Linked DNA regions of Homo sapiens: region 2 is linked to region 1. A link is an interaction called in ENCODE POLR2A ChIA-PET data of the cell type or tissue named here. Cell type or tissue: GM12878. All regions are shown on one strand. Links, peaks and the distances in the headings refer to the core of each region. The heading gives the core; the rest is flanking DNA.

Region 1 (8,832 bases), core at 319-8,318:
TAACCAAAAAATTTTTTTAAATTAAAAAACTTTGCCAAAACAGAGAACTTAGCCAGAAGAGGGTCACACTGTGTTACCCAGGCTGAAGTGCAGTGGTGCAATCATGGCTCACTGCAGCCTCGACTTCCTAGGCTCAGGTAATTCTCCTACCTCTGCCTCCCTAGTAGCTGAGTTTATGAGTATGCGCCACCATGCCTGGCTAATTTTTTTGCTATTTTTTGTAGAGACGGGGTTTCACCATGTTACCCAGGCTGGTCTCTGGGCTCAAGCAGTCCGCCTGTCTCGGCCTCCCAAAGTGTTGAGATTACAGGTGTGAGCCACTGCACCCAGCCAGTTTTAACTTTCTTTGGATGAGTAAATGTTTGACTATACATGTAATTTATTTAATGGATATGAGAGTATTCAGATTTTGTTAATAGTGGTTGGTTCATGACCTTGGCTGTCAAGTATGTCTTTCCTGCTGCTCTGTAGTTTATACCATAACATTCTCATCCATTTCCTCCCCTACTCATCTAGAAAGCTTAATGACACCTCCTCAGCCTCACAACTCATCCTTGCCATGCCTATTTTCAACTGATTCCCTTAGTTATTTACTGGGAAAATGGAGCTGTCTTTTTTCGTTTTTTTTTTTTTTCTTTGAGACGGAGTCTCACTCTGTCGCCCAGGCTGGAGTGCAGTGGCGCAATCTTGGCTTACTGCAACCTCTGCCTTCCAGATTCAAGCAATTCTCCTGCTTCAGCCTCCTGAGTAGCTGGGACTACAGACGTGTGCCACCATGCCCAGATAATTTTTTTGTAGTTTTTTAGTAGAGACAGGGTTTCACCATATTGGATAGGCTGGTCTTGAACTCCTGATGTAATGATCCGCCCGCCTCAGTCTCCCAAAGTGCTGGGATTACAGGTGTGAGCCACTGCACCCGGCGGAACTTTCATATGCTGTACTGGCTTGTGAGTTTTTCTATGGTGTATTTAGGTGTGTATTTCTTATTTATTCTGGTTTGGTCATTTGGGCTTCTTGAATCCATGAATTGGTATATTTCACCAGTTCTAGAATTTGCTCAGCCTTCCTGTCTTCAGTTTTTGCCCCTATTCCGTTCTTTGCTGAGACTTGAATTTAATGCAAAATCTTCTCACTTGGTCCCTTCTTAACTTCTTCATTTTCCTCTCTGTGCTGCTTTCTGAATAACTTCTTTTTACCTATATTCCAGCATTCCAGTCTCCTAATTCAGTCTTCACTTCTGTCTGAGCTGCTATTAAACCTGAGTTCTTAATTTGGACAGTTTTATTTTCCAGTTCTAGAAGTTCTTTTTGCTCTTTTTCAGTTTTGCTGTCCTTTAAAGTTTCCTGTTCCTTCCAGATACTTTCAGGCTTTTCTTTTATTTCTTTAAATAGAGTAAGTACGATTTTATAATTTGGATCTGATAATTCCAGCATCTGAAATCTCTGGTGGTCTGTGTCCAGTCAGGAAAATAGAAATCAGTGAGATGTCTCAAGCAGAGAGGGATTTAGTGAAGTATTTGATTGCAAAGGAGCTGGAAGGGTTGGAGGAGGAGGCCATGTTACCTGGTTGTTCTTGGGCTTGTTGCTGGAGGCATGGCTGCTGATCCCCTGAAATTTTCCGCAGCTGCATTCCGTGTGGTTGCCTGTTTTTGCATCTGGCTTTTCCCTTTCCCGCTCTTTCAATTTTCCGCCAGTGTTTGCCTTTGGAGAGCCTGACAAGACTGTCTAGCAAGAATTCTTCTATATGTAGTTTTCAGGCTTCTAACCTTCTGCAGTAGAGGCAGAAAAGATCTGAATACCAGCAGACAAAATCTGGAACTGGATATATGTCATCTGTTGTTTTTGCTGTTGGTTTTTGCTTCTAGAGTCTTGTTTGTCCTTTTATGCCTGGTTATTTTGGTGTACTGGCATTTCAGAATTACTTGGAATAATTTGATGCCTAAGTCTTTTCACTTGCTTGTCAGACCCCTGGGAGCCCTACCTGTCAGTGGTTCCCCGGACCAGGCTGGAGAAGCTAACCAGTACTTTCCCTTCACCCTTACCCTGAGCATCTAGTTGTTCTCATTCCAGTTTAATGTGGATGGCTGTATCCTACACCCACAAGGCCACTAAAACTACAGTACAGCTTTGCAGTTCTTTCCTCAGTTTGGGTAGGTAAAAGCCACTTTCAGTTCTAGGCTTGCTTGGACTTACTGCACTTTTTCAGATTTCAGCCTGTTTCTTTATCTTGTTAGTTCTTTAATACTTTCAAGAATATATGTGTTCTCTGACAACTTTTTTCCCCCCTATCCTCAGTGAGGGTGGATGGGGTATAGGTTCATTTAAATTACTTAGCCTGCCATTACTAAACAGTTCTCTATGTTGTTTTTTCTATTTTGTTTCTTTCATGTCTCTTTAGAATTCTCATTTAGCTTCCATATATGTTTTATCTATCTTGTCCTTAAGAAAAATTCAAATTTTCACTGTTTTTGAAAATCAGTACATTCACATAATTATTTTCAAAGGCTATGAGAGGGTGTACAGTGCAGTCTCTGCCTCACACTAGGGTCTTGCAGTCATTCATTTGTCCTCCCTGAAGGCAGCTTACATTGCTGGATTTTTAGATGTCCTAGTAGATTTTTATACTTCATTTGATCAAGCTTGTTGTGATTTCCAAGTCTTTTTTAGCATCCTGATTTTTGGTGCTAAGCTACATTAAAATTTACCAACATGTAGATCTTTCAGTTTTGCCTTCTAAAATGCATCATTTGGGCCTGGTGCAGTGGCTCATGCCTGTAATCCCAGCACTTTAGGAGGCCGAGGTGGGTGGATCACTTGAGGCCAGGAGTTCAAAATCAGCCTGGCCAACATGGGGAAACCCCACTCTACTAAAAATACAAACATTAGCCAGGCATGGTGGTACAAGCCTGTAATACTAGCTACTTGGGAGGTTGAGGTGGGAGGTTGAGGCTGTAGTGAGCCATGATCATGCCACTGCACTCCAGCCTGGGAGACAGAGCCAGACCCTGTCTTAAAAAAAAAAAAATAAAGAAACACCCTACTTTTAGTTCCGTTTAACATTCTGTCTTTAGTACTCAAAAGTCTGTTTCCATTTATGGGATTACAAAAACCATCAAGGTTTTAGGACTTTCAACATAGTAGAAATTATAATCTTGTCTGGAGACCTAGTTTTCAATCTTAATACTAATTGGTTGATTATTAATGCAGCAATCAGTTCATTGATTTAGCAAGTATTTGAGCTCCTTTGTGCTAGATGCTGGCATCAGTCATTGAAGAAACACGTATTTGGAGTTACGTGCTTATAGCAGATACAAAGTTAGTAAGTCATGTATATTTTTGGAAAGTGGTAAGAGCTGTGTATAGAGCTAGGGTAGGGAAATTGGGAGTGTGGGTGGGAGGACTCCAGTGTCATGTTGTCACTGAAAAGATGACATTTGAATGAAATGAGCCATTAGGATATCCAGTAGAAGAGTAGAATCAGGAGGCCGGGGTAGTTGGAGCAGGGGGAATGAGGGTGACGAGAAGAGGGGTTGAAGAGCAGGTTGCGTAGGGCTTTTTTTTTTTTTTTTTTGAGACGTAGGATTTCGTAAGGACTTTGGTTGAAAGTGAGCTGATGTAAGGATTCAGAGAATTGAAATGGTTTAACTTCTGTTTGAAAAGGATCACTGGTTGCTGTGTTGACTGGAAGGCATTTTCTTTCTAATTAAGTAAAAAATTAATTGGAAATTCAATAGCAAATAATCTTTACATGTTTATATGTTTGTTCAGGAGTCGTTTAGCACTTACCATGAGCATAGTATTTTCTGTGTGGATCATGGAGACTATAACCAAGTGAATAAAAAAGTGGTTGTCTTCTAGGATCTGAAGCATATAAAATTGTCTTCCATATGTGACAATTTATTAAAAAAAGCCATTCTCATGCAGTTATACATCTTATTTTGATGATCTGTATCTAATGATCAACCCAAGCAGTTAGCATTGAAATGTTAAAATTATTCCCTGTGTTATTTTTCGGTATAATTAATGGTTCTGAGTCACAACTCTCATTCTTGTTTTCTTTCTCTCTGAGAGGGTTTTAAATGCTTACATATACACAAAATGCAGTATATATTTTTATCTTCCCTGGAGCCAATTTGACTGTTATGACTGATTTTTATAAAGAGGTGATCTGATTCTTTTTTTTTTTTTTTTTTTTTTGAGATGGAATCTCGCTCTGTCACTGAGGCTGGAGTGCAGTGTCACGATCTCAGCTCACTGCAACCTCCGACTCCCAGGTTCAGGCAATTCTCTTGCCTCAGCCTTCCAAGTAGCTGGGACTACAGGCGTGCCCCACTACGCCCAGCTAATTTTTGTATTTTTAGTAGAGACGGGGTTTCCCCCGCCATGTCTCGAACTCCTGACCTCAGGTGATCACCCACCTCAGCCTTCCAAAGTGCTGGAATTATAGGTGTGAGTCACTGCTCCTGGCCTGAAGTCTTCTGAAAAGTTTTTATATCTGCCCCCAAGGCAGGAGCTTAGGTGGGGCAAAATCCCTAGGTCAAGGTGTTGAGAGAACTCTGTGGGAGTGTTGGGACCATTGCTAACCGTGTGATCCTTGGTTATTACTTGTGTACGTAGGAGTGTTTTGACAATTCCTGGGTATAAATAAGAGAGGGAGAATTAGTGGATAGTTAGTATCTTTGAAAATCAGCACAGTGCTTTAATAGAAATGCATGGGGGGAGTAGGGACTACTGGTGGGATAACGTTCTCTCCCAGGGTTTCCGTCCCATTTCACTTGTTTTCACATTCTGTTTTTGAATTGAATTGAATTGACCTGGCTACCCAAGTATCTTAGTGAACAGCTTGTAGGAAAAAAAGAGAAAATAAGCAGTTCAGACAAGTCCCTATTATTGGTGTTGATACAGTAGTTATTCATTTGATGTTTTGTTGTTGCTGTTATTATCATTTTACTTTTTATTGAAGAATGAGTATAGAAAAGTTAAGATACAAACGTACAGCTCAGATAATTATCTCAAAAACAAATAATCACCTTCCATACATTAATAGGGGAAATGTAAAATTATTGCAACCACTTTGAAAAACAGCTTGGCAGTTGCTCAGAAAGTTAAACAGAGGCGGGGCGTGATGGCTCACGCCTATAATCCCAGCACTTTGGGAGGCTGAGGCGGGCGGATCACTTGAGGCCAGGAGTTTGAGACTAGTCTGGCCTACATGGCGAAACCCTGTCTCTACTAAAAATACAATTACCTGGGTGTGGTGGCACATGCCTCTAATCCCAGCTACTTGGGAGGCGGAAGCATGAGAATGACTTGAGCCCAGGAGTCAGAGGTTGTGGTGAGCCAAGATACCACCACTGCACTCCAGCCTGGGTGACAAAGTGAGACTTTGTCTCCAATAAAATAAGTAAAATAAAGTTAAACAGAGTTACCATGTGATCCAGTAATTCCAGTTCCAGGTGTATACTTAGCAGAATTTATCTACACAAAAACATAGAAAAGTGTTCATAGCAGCATGATTCATAATTGCTAAAAAATGGAAACCACCCAGATGGCCATCATCTGAATGGATACAGAATACGGTATGCCTATACAATGGAATGGAGCCATTAAAAAGAATGAAGCATTGGTACATGTTAGAACACGGATGGTCCATGAAACATGCTAAGTGAAAGAAGCCAGTCACAAAAGACCACATAGTCATATGATTCCATTTAAATGTCCCAAATAGCAAATCCGTAGAGATAGAAAACAAATCAGTGGGTGCCAGGGGCTGAGTGGGTCTGGGATAGTATGGTGAGTGACTACTAATGGGTATGGGATTTCTTTTTGAGGGGAGAAAATATTTTGGAATTCAAGAATTAGATACTGATGATGTGAATATACTTAAAACCACTGAATTTCAGACTTTAAAAGGGTGACTTTATGATATGTAAATTATATTTCAATAAAGCTGTTAAAACCAAACAACATCCAATAAAAACAGTGTCCCAGAAGACCCCTCATCATTCTCCCAATCAGTGCCCCAGGTTATTCTTAGGGGGAGAATAGCAGCTGCTGCGACTGCTGCTGCTCCTGTTTACCTCTCAGTAGGAGCCATTGTTTTAGATTAGGCATGAAGCTTCATGTTCTTAACACTTGCCAAGGCACAGCAGGGAACTTTTTGTAAAACCCCATTTTAATCAGATGCTTCTTTGTAATTCTATGGTGTCAAGTGTGACCTACCTTTGGCAGCAGTATTATTTCTTGCCTTTCAAATCAAGTAGCTAGGTACTCTTGACTTGCTTTTTTTTTATAGAAAGAATCTGGACCTTAAAGTTTTAAAAGAAGTTTTTAAAGTGCTATATATATATATATATATATATATATATATATATATATATATTCAGAGCTGCCCTGCCGCCCTCCCCCACTTCCCACCCCGAGATAGGGGTTGTTAATGCCATCCTTTAGATGAACCACATAGCATTCATAGTTCTTTTATTCTACATATAATTTCTGATCTTAAAAAAAAAACTATCCCTAAATGTTTATATGCTTTTAAATATTTCAGACAAGATTGGGTGCATTCAGGATGATATGGCTGTAGACAAATATTTCAAACCCAAAGTAAGGTCAGTGTTGATTTTTTGCTTTTCAGTGATGTCTTGGCATTGCCCATTTTCAAGCAGGAAGATTCCAGCCTTCCATTGGATGGTGAAACAGAGCACCCACCCTTTCAGTATGTGATGTGTGCTGCAACGTCACCAGCAGTAAAACTGCATGATGAAACGCTTACTTATTTGAACCAAGGTTAGTGTGGTTATGTCACATTTGACATGTAAGAATTTACAGAAATACAAAATAATATTTTGGCATTGTAGCCTAGATTATTGGTAATAATTAAAAATTAGGTTCTTTTTCTTAAATTTTACAACTTAATGAAAATTGTAGGAATTTTACTGTGAGCAGCTGAAGTACAGTTTGTGTAAACTGATTTGCATTAAAGAGGGTCTGAGGAGGAAGATTTATTACAGGATTTTTAAGACATAATCCAAAGGACTAGCAAGTAGGAAAGGAAGTCAGTTATTTTTAGGGACAGTGATTTCAATATGGAACTTGAGAATGAATCAGAAGTCCAGCTAGCAAGGAACCTGGATTTTGAACATGAAGCAGTTCTGTGCTGAAAATAGACTTAAGCTGCACCAGGATGGAGTCTGTGGCTAAATAAACATCAAATTTTATCCCCTATATCTTGTTTGTAGTTTATGTCAGAGTGTTACATTTCAGTGATATGAAAGGGTTGGTGGGGAAGGAGGGAAAATAGAGATGTGGGGGTAGTTTACCTTTTTTTTTTTGAGACTGAGTTTTGCTCTATCGCCCAGGCTGGAGTGCAGTGGCGCAATCTCGGCACACTGCAACCTCCGCCCCCCAGGTTAAAGCAATTCTCGTGCCTCAGCCTCCCAAGTAGCTGGGATTACAGGCACACACCATCACACCCAGCTAATTTTGTGTAATTTTAGTAGACAGGGTTTCACCATGTTGGCCAGGCTAGTCTCAGACTCCTGACCTTAAGTGATCCGCCTGCCTCGGCATCCCAAAGTGCTGGGATTACAGGCGTGAGCCATTGCACCCGGCCGAGTTTATCTTTGGAAAGAGGAGAGTTTGCCCTTTGCAGTTTGGGCACAGGCTGATGTGACTTACCCCTGTAAACAAAAGTATTTTGAATGCAGGAATTAATTTGTTGGATACATATACTGAAAGCAGGTTGAATTCTGATTTTAAACAATTTTTTGAACATTTTTACTGTTATATGCTCATTGTAGAAAAACTGGGAAATATGTGAAGGGATAATGCCAAAAATTGACTAATATTTTTGGTCTGTTTCTTGAATGTATATACATTTTCTTTCAAAAAATTAGAATTATACATCTGTTCACTTGAGTATATAGTGTTTATTTTTCTGTCATTAAATAGAATTTTTACTCGAAGTTTTGGAAAGAGCAATAGATTTTAGACTTTTACATGTGATTAATCTGAAATGTGGAAGAATAACTTATTTCTACCTTTTCATTTGATATATAAGTTTAGAATCTATAAGGTTTTACCTTCAGGTAGTCCTGTCTCTGGCACTTGTGACAATTCCCTGTTTGTTTTTATATTTAGTGTTTGGATAGGCAATCACTTATTTGAGAGTTAAGTTTTATATTTGAAAGAACCTTAATAACTTATTTGGTAATCTGTTGTAGACATAAAAATAACAGAAGAAACAATGTAGGGGCAAGGATATTCACTGTAACTTTATTTCTAAAGATAAAAAAGGAAATAACCTGAATTTTCCTTACTTGTGGAATAGTCGATTAAGTTCTGTTACATACATACCATGGAATGAATTAGTACACATATACACCCTGTTTAAAGCAACATGTAGGATGTGCATTTATTGGCCTGGGGGAATGCCCATAATTTATCATGGTTGTTCTTAAACCAGATAAAGATATTTCATATCGATAAAAGTCATAATCCACCATCTGTAGTAGTGATATAGTAGACTGACATTAATTGATACTGTGCATCTAGCATTGTACTAAATACATGTGTTAACCTTATTCAGTTCTCACAGTAACTCTAGGAGAGATTTATTCATTTATAGATTAAACTTAGAGCAGTTAATTACCTTGCTCAGTGTCCATTTGGAAAGCTTAGGTTTTAACAAAATTTTTTTGAAGTATTACAGTAATGTGCACAAATCTTAATGAATTTTTACATATATATTCCCTTGAAACTACTACCTATTTCCATCTTTTCCAGTACTCCAGCAGGCTCCCTTGTGCCTCTTTCTCAGGTGATACCTCAC
Region 2 (8,000 bases), core at 1-8,000, 130 kb before region 1:
CCAGGAGTTCAAGACTAACCTGGACAACAAAGGTAGACCCCATCTCTACAAAACTAAAAAAATTAACTGGACATGATGGTGCATGCCTGTAGCCCTACCTACTCAGGAGGCTGAGGTGGGAAGATTGCTTAAGCCCAGAAGTTTGAGGCTGCAGTGTACCATGATCGTGCCACTGTACTGCAGACTGGGTGACAGAGTGAGACTCTGTCTCAAAAGTGATAACAAAATTTTTAAAATAGTACAATTTCTTATGTAGAGTACAGCAAATAACATGTCCACATTTTTATTTAGCTACTCACATTTTATATAATCAAAACAAATTTCTACTTAGGAAACTCAGAGAAGTCTTCTTGAAGAAAATGGCATCTCAGATCTTAATAGAACATAAGCTTTGGATATGTCAGAGTGAGAATAAAGGGCTTATTCGAAGTAGCTAGCCTGAGTCCAGAAAAAGAAGTGGGAGATGCTAGAAAGTTTATAGGAAATAAAAAGAAGTTAATCTTGGCTAGACTAAAGGGAAGGTCTTCCCTTGCATTGAAGAAAAAGGGTTGGCTACCAATTAGAGGGTAAATTTCACTTGATTTCATTGATAAACTTTTTATTGGGTTCTCAGCCTCTGATAACCTTAAGCCTGGTTCTAGTTCTAATTGGTGACACACAAGACTGTATAAAAATATAGTCTTTATTTTCAAATGGTATGTGTTAGAGATGGGAAAATAACATAAATACAGAAAAAGCTAAATAGCACCATAAATAGTTTGCCCCTCTGTGAGTTCTAAGTCAGGAAGATCAGTGGCCCTGACTTGCAATCCAAGAAGTTTCTTGACTAGGACTTGAATAGTAAATTCTATAGAGAGTCACATACTGTGTGTAAATGAATGGAGTGGGGATGTGTTAGGAAATCAGGGTGGATATATGAGGTGTGTTCAAGGATAAAGAGTTTATGTTTCCAGATAGCCCAAGATCAGTTTGGAGTTAGAAACTTGTCCAGGTATTTTAGACATTATCTTACAGACAGTGAAGGAACAGTAAAGGATTTTGTTTCCATCCAAAGAGTCATATCACAATCTGATGGTAACAAAGAGACATGAGTTGACAAACTACAGCCTGCAGGCCACATCTTCCCTGCTGCCTGTTTTTGTGAATAAAGTTATATTGACACACGGCCATGCTTATTTGTTTATGTGGTGTCAGTGGCTGTGCTAAATGGCAAAGTTGAGTAGTTGTGATAGAGACCATATGGCTTGCAAAGCCCTAGGATATTTACTATCTGGCCTGTTACAAAAATGGTTTACTGAACCCTGGTATACAGGAAATATAAAACTAAAGTCAGGCTACTACAGAAATCCAGACCTGAGGTCAGAAATGCTTGGTGCCTTTAGTGATGGTGTGGTAAACAGATTTGGAGAAGGCCAGGAAAAAGGCCTCATGGGATAGATCAGAGAGACTGTGTCAAGTAGGTCACACTTATGATGAAAAGAGAATCAGGATGAAGACATGCAAAAGGAGAATTCCTGGCAACCAGAAAGAAGGGAAGTAAGAGGAAAGCAGTGTCAAGTTACAGAACGGCCAAACATACTAAACTTAATGAAGAAGCTATTATACATCATGATTAGAAAGTAATTGGTGGGAGCAATAGGATGGAAGCAGAGAGATAATTTCTTGAGATGACTTCTGCATCTGTAAGCAAAGGATTTCGGTAGAGAATAAAAAGAGTAAAGATAGTAGAGGAGACCATGTTTTAGAGAGCAGGAATATAAAGTAGAAAGATTAGCCATAAAATGAAGAAAATCACTTCTTTCTTGGATAAATTAGAAGGATAGGTATAGAGGAAATCAAATTGAGGGAAGAGTCAATGGAGAATTTCATGTTGAATGACAATAATGAAGATAAGTTAGGTCATCTGGTAATAGAGTGGATAGAGCACAACTGAAAACCAAGTGACCTAGCTTTAAGTCCTGGCCTAGCTATTAACCATCTGTGAAACATTGGGCAGGTCATGTAATTCTCTGCTTCCCTGTTTCCTCATCCATAAAATAGGAGGTTGACCTAGGCATTCTAATGTCTGTGATTTTCAGAATGGATTTTCATATAGGAAAGCTAGAGGTTGTAATCTTCAGGAGCATAGACAAGTGTTGAAACAAGGGTGAAAGTGAACCAAAGAATAGGACAATGGTGTCCTAGTAAATGAGCTTTGGGGGAGAGGCAGGAAGCTCTGATATGTAGTGTTTGCCCATTTCTGAGATGTAAATACTCCTATCCCGTGGTAGATTTCAAGCTACCAACCACTTCACAAGATTCCTGAATATTTAACAATTGACTCTCTAGACAGGTGCAAACTGATGCCAGCACATGACTGAACAGATTTGCTAGGTAACAGTAAGAATGAGTACCAGATTAGTTACATGCATTTGTCATAGACTATGTCTAGTGAAGCTCCTTGACAATATTCCTGGCCCTCAGGAGAAGGCCAGAGACAGTTTAATGAAGCAGTTGGCCAAGTTTGGAATCTAAGAGAATCCAAGTTCTTGGGGGATTATGGGGGTAGTGGTGGAATGAGAGTTAAAGGAATCCACACTGTGAGTAGGAACAGTGTTGAAGCACACACTGTCTGGGGACCAGAGAATACTCAAAAATTTAATTATAGTTTCTGCTGTTACAGGTATACAGCGTCTTAAGCAAATAGCTAAAGTATATTTTTATTTTTAACTCAGTTTAAATGTTGAAGCTTAATTATAATTCTGATAAAGAAAATCCTTCATTTCTAAAGAAAAAAAAGAGTTCATCTATAACTGTATGAAGGGAATTCAAGAAATAAAATATGCATTGAGAGCAAAACTCTTAGTTCTCAAATTATCATATTTACTTTTTGAGATTAACTTGAAAAGTTAATAATTTTAAGTTTTTTTAACCCATAGTTTTTAATCTGTGATCAAAATGTTTATTATGATTTGTCCAGTAATACATTATGGCTGACAGTTTTTTCTTCTTTATCTAGAAACTAATTTTCCATTATGGTGTTGACTATCTTATAAAGAGATACAGCCTTGATAAAGGTCACTTTTCATAAGTATTTTAATGAGCTACATCACTTATAAACATTAGCTTCCCTTCACTATAATAATTTTTTTCTACCTTATAAAAATGTTAAAACAAATAGATTAATATTGGAAGTAAGTAAAAAACCCATAAATGGGTATGGAGACTAATAGTATGCCATCTAGGACTTTTTAAAAATCACTGAAATTTAAATGTAGACATTCATCTTGGATTTATTTTAGATGCAGTTACAGTTAAATCATTTAAAATTACCATTGAGGCAGTTTTAATAAATAATACATCCCATACCAAATTATTTGTGACAATTGTCATTTTGAGAAATCTGAGGATTCTCTAATTAGTCTATTATGCCAGATAAATTTTATACTTTAAGGTCATTGTAGTCATCTTCTCATTTACTCAGTGCCACTCTTCAGAAAAGCTGAGAGTTACTGAAACTATAGTTTTTTTCCCCTACATTTTACACAAAACAGATTTCACTTTACCCAGTTTAAGCTGTGGCATCATTGATAACATTAGGTGTGCCAGCCATTATGGCCAAACTTTCTTTACCAAGTGATGCTGCATGGAGTAGCTAATTGTCGAACTTCTGCAGAAGTTGGATAACAGTTCAAAGGTACTCTTGTATCACAGAGTCCAATGAAAAGCAAGAGAGATTGTTTTTCCGCTTGGCTGCCAATCGCTGTGCCTCTGATTCCTGTGTTCCTTTCTGTATTCGCTTTGAATTGAACATAGAGGTCAATATTTCCTCTTTTTTTCTCCCTACCTCTCCCCTTTATCAACTGTAGGTATTCAGCATGTTTTTGGAGACTCTAGTGGATTTCATACAAGTCCACAAAGATGATCTTCAAGATTGGTTGTTTGTACTGCTGACACAACTACTAAAAAAAATGGGTGCTGATTTGCTTGGATCTGTTCAGGCAAAAGTTCAGAAAGCCCTTGATGTTACAAGGTAATATTTTTTTCATATATTTCAAGTTAACCTGATAATAACTAGGAATATCTAACCCCTGTGTTAATAGTTCAGATTTCTGGGTCCCTTTGAACAATTTAGACTGCATGGATTCCGTTTGAAGATTGTTAATTATGCCCATTCATATTGTATATTTAAAGCAACATTTTTCCCTAGGTCAAGCCCTGCATTTTTTTTTATAAAAATTGTATTAATATTGGTTGAGTAGTTCAAGGTGGTATTTTATCTTAATTGATGTATCAGCAGCTGGGCATGGTGGCTCACACCTGTAATCCTAGTACTTTGGGAGGCTGAGGCAGGCAGATCACTTGAGGTCAGGAGTTCGAGACCAGCCTGGTCAACATGGTGAAACCATATCTCTACTAAAAATACAAAAATTAGCCAGGCATGGTGGCAGGCACCTGTAATCTCAGCTACTCCAGAGGCTGAGGAAGGAGAATCGCTTGAACCTGGGAGGTGGAGGTTGCAGTGAGCCGAGATTGCACCACTGCACTCCAGCGTGGGCAACAGAGCGAGACTCTGTCTCAAAAAAAAGAAAAAAAAAAAAGAAGTATCAGCGAAGTAAGGTTGAAGATTGAAGATTTTATTTAGTCTACTATAAAAAGTATTTTCTGTGTATTTAAACAACGTTTTATTATGCATTTAAATATTCTAAATCTCTTTTCAGAAGGTTTTGAACCAATGATATATTTCTACTTTCTTGTGTAGATTGTTGAAGTCACTTATTTCAAATATCTGTTTACTAGGTTGAGGTGAGTCAGAATTCAGATTTTAGGTATAGAGAAACATTTCTAAGAATGTTAAACTTTTTACTGAATACATTTTTCTGATTAAATCTATAGTTGAGGCAAGATAGACTATTATTTCCTATAGTGTTGCTTTTTTTTTCTTTGAGAGGGAGTTTCACTCTTGTTGCCCATGCTGGAGTGCAATGGCGCAATCTCGGCTCACTGCAACCTCTGCCTCCTGGGTTCAAGCGATTCTCCTGCCTCAGCCTCCCGAGTAGCTGAGATTACAGACATGCGCCACCATGCCTGGCTAATTTTGTATTTTTAATAGAGACGGGGTTTCTCCATGTTGGTCACGCTGGTCTCGAACTCCTGACCTCGGGTGATCCGCCCGCCTCAGCCTCCCAAAGTACTGGGAATACAAGCGTGAGCCACCGCTCCCGGCCTGTAGAGTTACTTTTTAACCCTGTACTGAGTACAAATTCAGATGTTCATATTCTTCTGAGGATGCATTTATTGTATACTATACCAGGTAGTTTATACCACATGCAGATACTACTTCATGGATGTTTTTTGGATGACATTATGTTTTGGTATTAAGCATAGTCTTTTGCTGTTACATGCGTACTTGCTAACTAAATTTTTGTTTCGTTTTGCTTTGTTCTTGTTTCAGAGAGTCTTTTCCAAATGATCTTCAGTTCAATATTCTAATGAGATTTACAGTTGATCAGACCCAGACACCAAGCTTAAAGGTAAAACTTTGAGATCTTTTGAAGACATTATAAAGAATTGAAGTATTTATTAATAAAGTTATGTTGATATTTGTATTTCTGTCACATGAGAAGCTGTTCAATCAGTGGGTTTTGTTTTTATAAACTTTCAGACAGTCAAGCCAGCACTTCGGGACCAGCTTCACTCTTTTTGGAGCTCCAAGGTTTTATTGTTTTTGTTTTCATCTGCATTATTTCTTTTCTTAACTCTCTGCAGTGTTTGCATCTGTATTCAACTACTAACCTTTGTAAGCCTTTTACGCATGCACACATTTGATTTCAAATGTTATTTAAATGCAATGCCAGACTCTAAGTCTTTTGGAGAAACTTAATGGTGATACACGTTTGGAAGGCATCACATTATTGCCATCTAACCCTAAGCTGGTAATGCAAACTCACTCTATAAAGTCTTATCTAATTTTATGTTTGTGATTTCCCATTACTTTTTTTTTTTTTAAGTGTCAGGCATTTTAACGGGTATTTTAGGCAAAATGTCAGTTTTGCCTATGTATTAACTAAGCAAAATTTTTTAAATTTAATCTCAGTCCCTTTCTTCAATTATCCTTAACTGAAATAGTAACTTTCTTTTTTTTTCTGATGTATGCATAACATTTGGAGTTATAATTAACTTTCTCGTTTGTTATATACACACATTTTTCAGTTAATATGAAAACTAAATGGATTCCAATTTGTGATTTAAAGTGATTATTAAATTTTACATAAAAGAAAAAATGTAAAAGAATAGCTCCTGAATTCTTTGCTAAAGGTTTTTTTTTTTTAGTGAGTTTTATTAAATGAGATTAAAGTCAGGGAAATAACAAGCATATGTGCTTATACGAGTCCTATATTTTTCTGCTCTATCCTGCACGAAATATATTTCTACAAGCGTTACTGCCCAGGATTGATTTTTCCCTTAAGTTTCTGAATGCAATTGTGCCTCAGAATCACAATTATGTTTCTTATCAGGGCTGACTTTGTAAACCGAAAAGTGTCTGAGACAAGTCTCAATCAATTTAGAGGTTTAGTTTGCCAAGATTGAGGATGCATCCAGGAGAAAGAGACACAAGAAGAAAGCCTGTTCATTCTTCCAGAGAGGGTTTTGAGGACTTTAATATTTAAAAGAGAAAGAGCCAGCTTGAGGGGAAAGAGGAACAGTCAGGCATTCATCTCGTGCTCAGTAAATCTGCATCTTACCTAAGAGAAAGTAAACACAGAGTAGAGGAAGAAGTAAATGTATTTGTCTCTGGGTGAGTGGGGGATGATTTCTAGTCTCATCGTTGTCCTCTACCTGTGAAGATAAACTGTTAATTTACATTGTCAGCATGAGGGAGACCACCTGAAGAACTATGTAGCCTTCTATCTTGCAGCTGTCTGTTTATGAACAAATGGGAGTCAGTTTTCTGAATGACTGAGTTCCCAAGCTTAACTTTCCTTTTGGCATAGGCCGTTTTATTTTCCTTTCACAACTTACACTCAATATAATGTTGTTTTCTTAGAGCTGCTTGGGGAAAGAGATTTCATCTGTTTGATTTTGAAAAGTGACCTGCAGAAGAATAATTTACTTGATATTATTAATAGATATTTTTTAACTCATTTTATGACCAAGGCAGTGTGCTAGGTGTTCCTGGGAATATAAAGCTTGTAATTTTATCATTATTAACTATAATATATAATAAACTCTAAACAGTAATAAAAGTTATGATATAGGTACCTGTAGTGGTGTTCAAGTGCTACTGAAATGTATGTGGAGTTAACTAGGTGTGGTAGTTCATGCCTATAGTCCTAGCTACTCAGGAGGTGAGGCAAGAGGATCGCATGAACCCAGGAGTGAGGTTACAGTGAGCTCTAATCACACCACTGCACTCCAGCCTGGGAGCCTCTTTTTTTAAGAGACAGAGTGAGACCCTGTCCATTGAAAGAGAAAGGAAAGAAAGAAAAAAGTAGATAATATATATAGAGATGTTTCATGAACCAGTGCAAATGAAGGTCTAAACCAGCTTAAGAAGTAAGGGTGAGGCTGGGCACCGTGGCTCACACCTGTAATCCCAGCACTTTGGGAGGCTGAGGCAGGCGGATCACTTGAGGTCAGGAGTTTGAGACCAGCCTGGCCAACATGGAGAAACCCTGTCTCTACTGAAAATACAAAAATTAGCCAGGGGTGATGTTGGGCACCTGTAGTCCCAGCTACTCGGGAGGCTGAGGCAGGAGAATCACTTGAACCGGAGAGGCGGAGGTTGCAGTGAGCCAAAATCATGCCACTGCACTCCAGCTTGGGAGACAGAGTGAGACTTGGTCTCAAAAAAATAAATAAATAAAAATAAGGGGTTGATAGTTGAGTTCAGAGAGAATAAGTTGCAGGAGACTTGAAGAGAAAGACAAAGCGAAGATTGAAATGAGATATGCACAAATTAAAATTAACTTTCCTATTAGAAAACATTATGCTGGAAACTGGAATCACAGATTGTTTCT

What was found. Peaks named below come from ENCODE experiments on the same cell type or tissue, not always from the same donor. Only the 100,000 strongest peaks of a DNase experiment are listed, where the experiment ranks them.
Region 2: POLR2A ChIA-PET joins it to region 1 with 10 read pairs; 2 of 35 experiments call an interaction of 5 or more read pairs at or near these places.

The regions. Positions count from the first base shown.
Region 1 is chr3:33,423,546-33,432,377 of GRCh38, reverse strand. UBP1 (upstream binding protein 1) reads left to right here. Exons shown (of 16, transcript NM_014517.5): 2 at 6,637-6,788. Among named protein-coding and RNA genes, the nearest start is that of UBP1, 12 kb to the left of the region's middle. RefSeq lists an enhancer at 5,726-6,283. In GM12878, for the core only: no CTCF peak of the experiment used is centred there; no DNase peak of the experiment used is centred there; H3K4me3 peaks cover 2,405 bases; H3K27ac peaks cover 2,584 bases.
Region 2 is chr3:33,556,820-33,564,819 of GRCh38, reverse strand. It overlaps CLASP2 (cytoplasmic linker associated protein 2), which reads left to right. Exons shown (of 39, transcript NM_001365631.1): 28 at 3,849-4,012; 29 at 5,435-5,513. Among named protein-coding and RNA genes, the nearest start is that of UBP1, 120 kb to the right of the region's middle. In GM12878, for the core only: no CTCF peak of the experiment used is centred there; no DNase peak of the experiment used is centred there.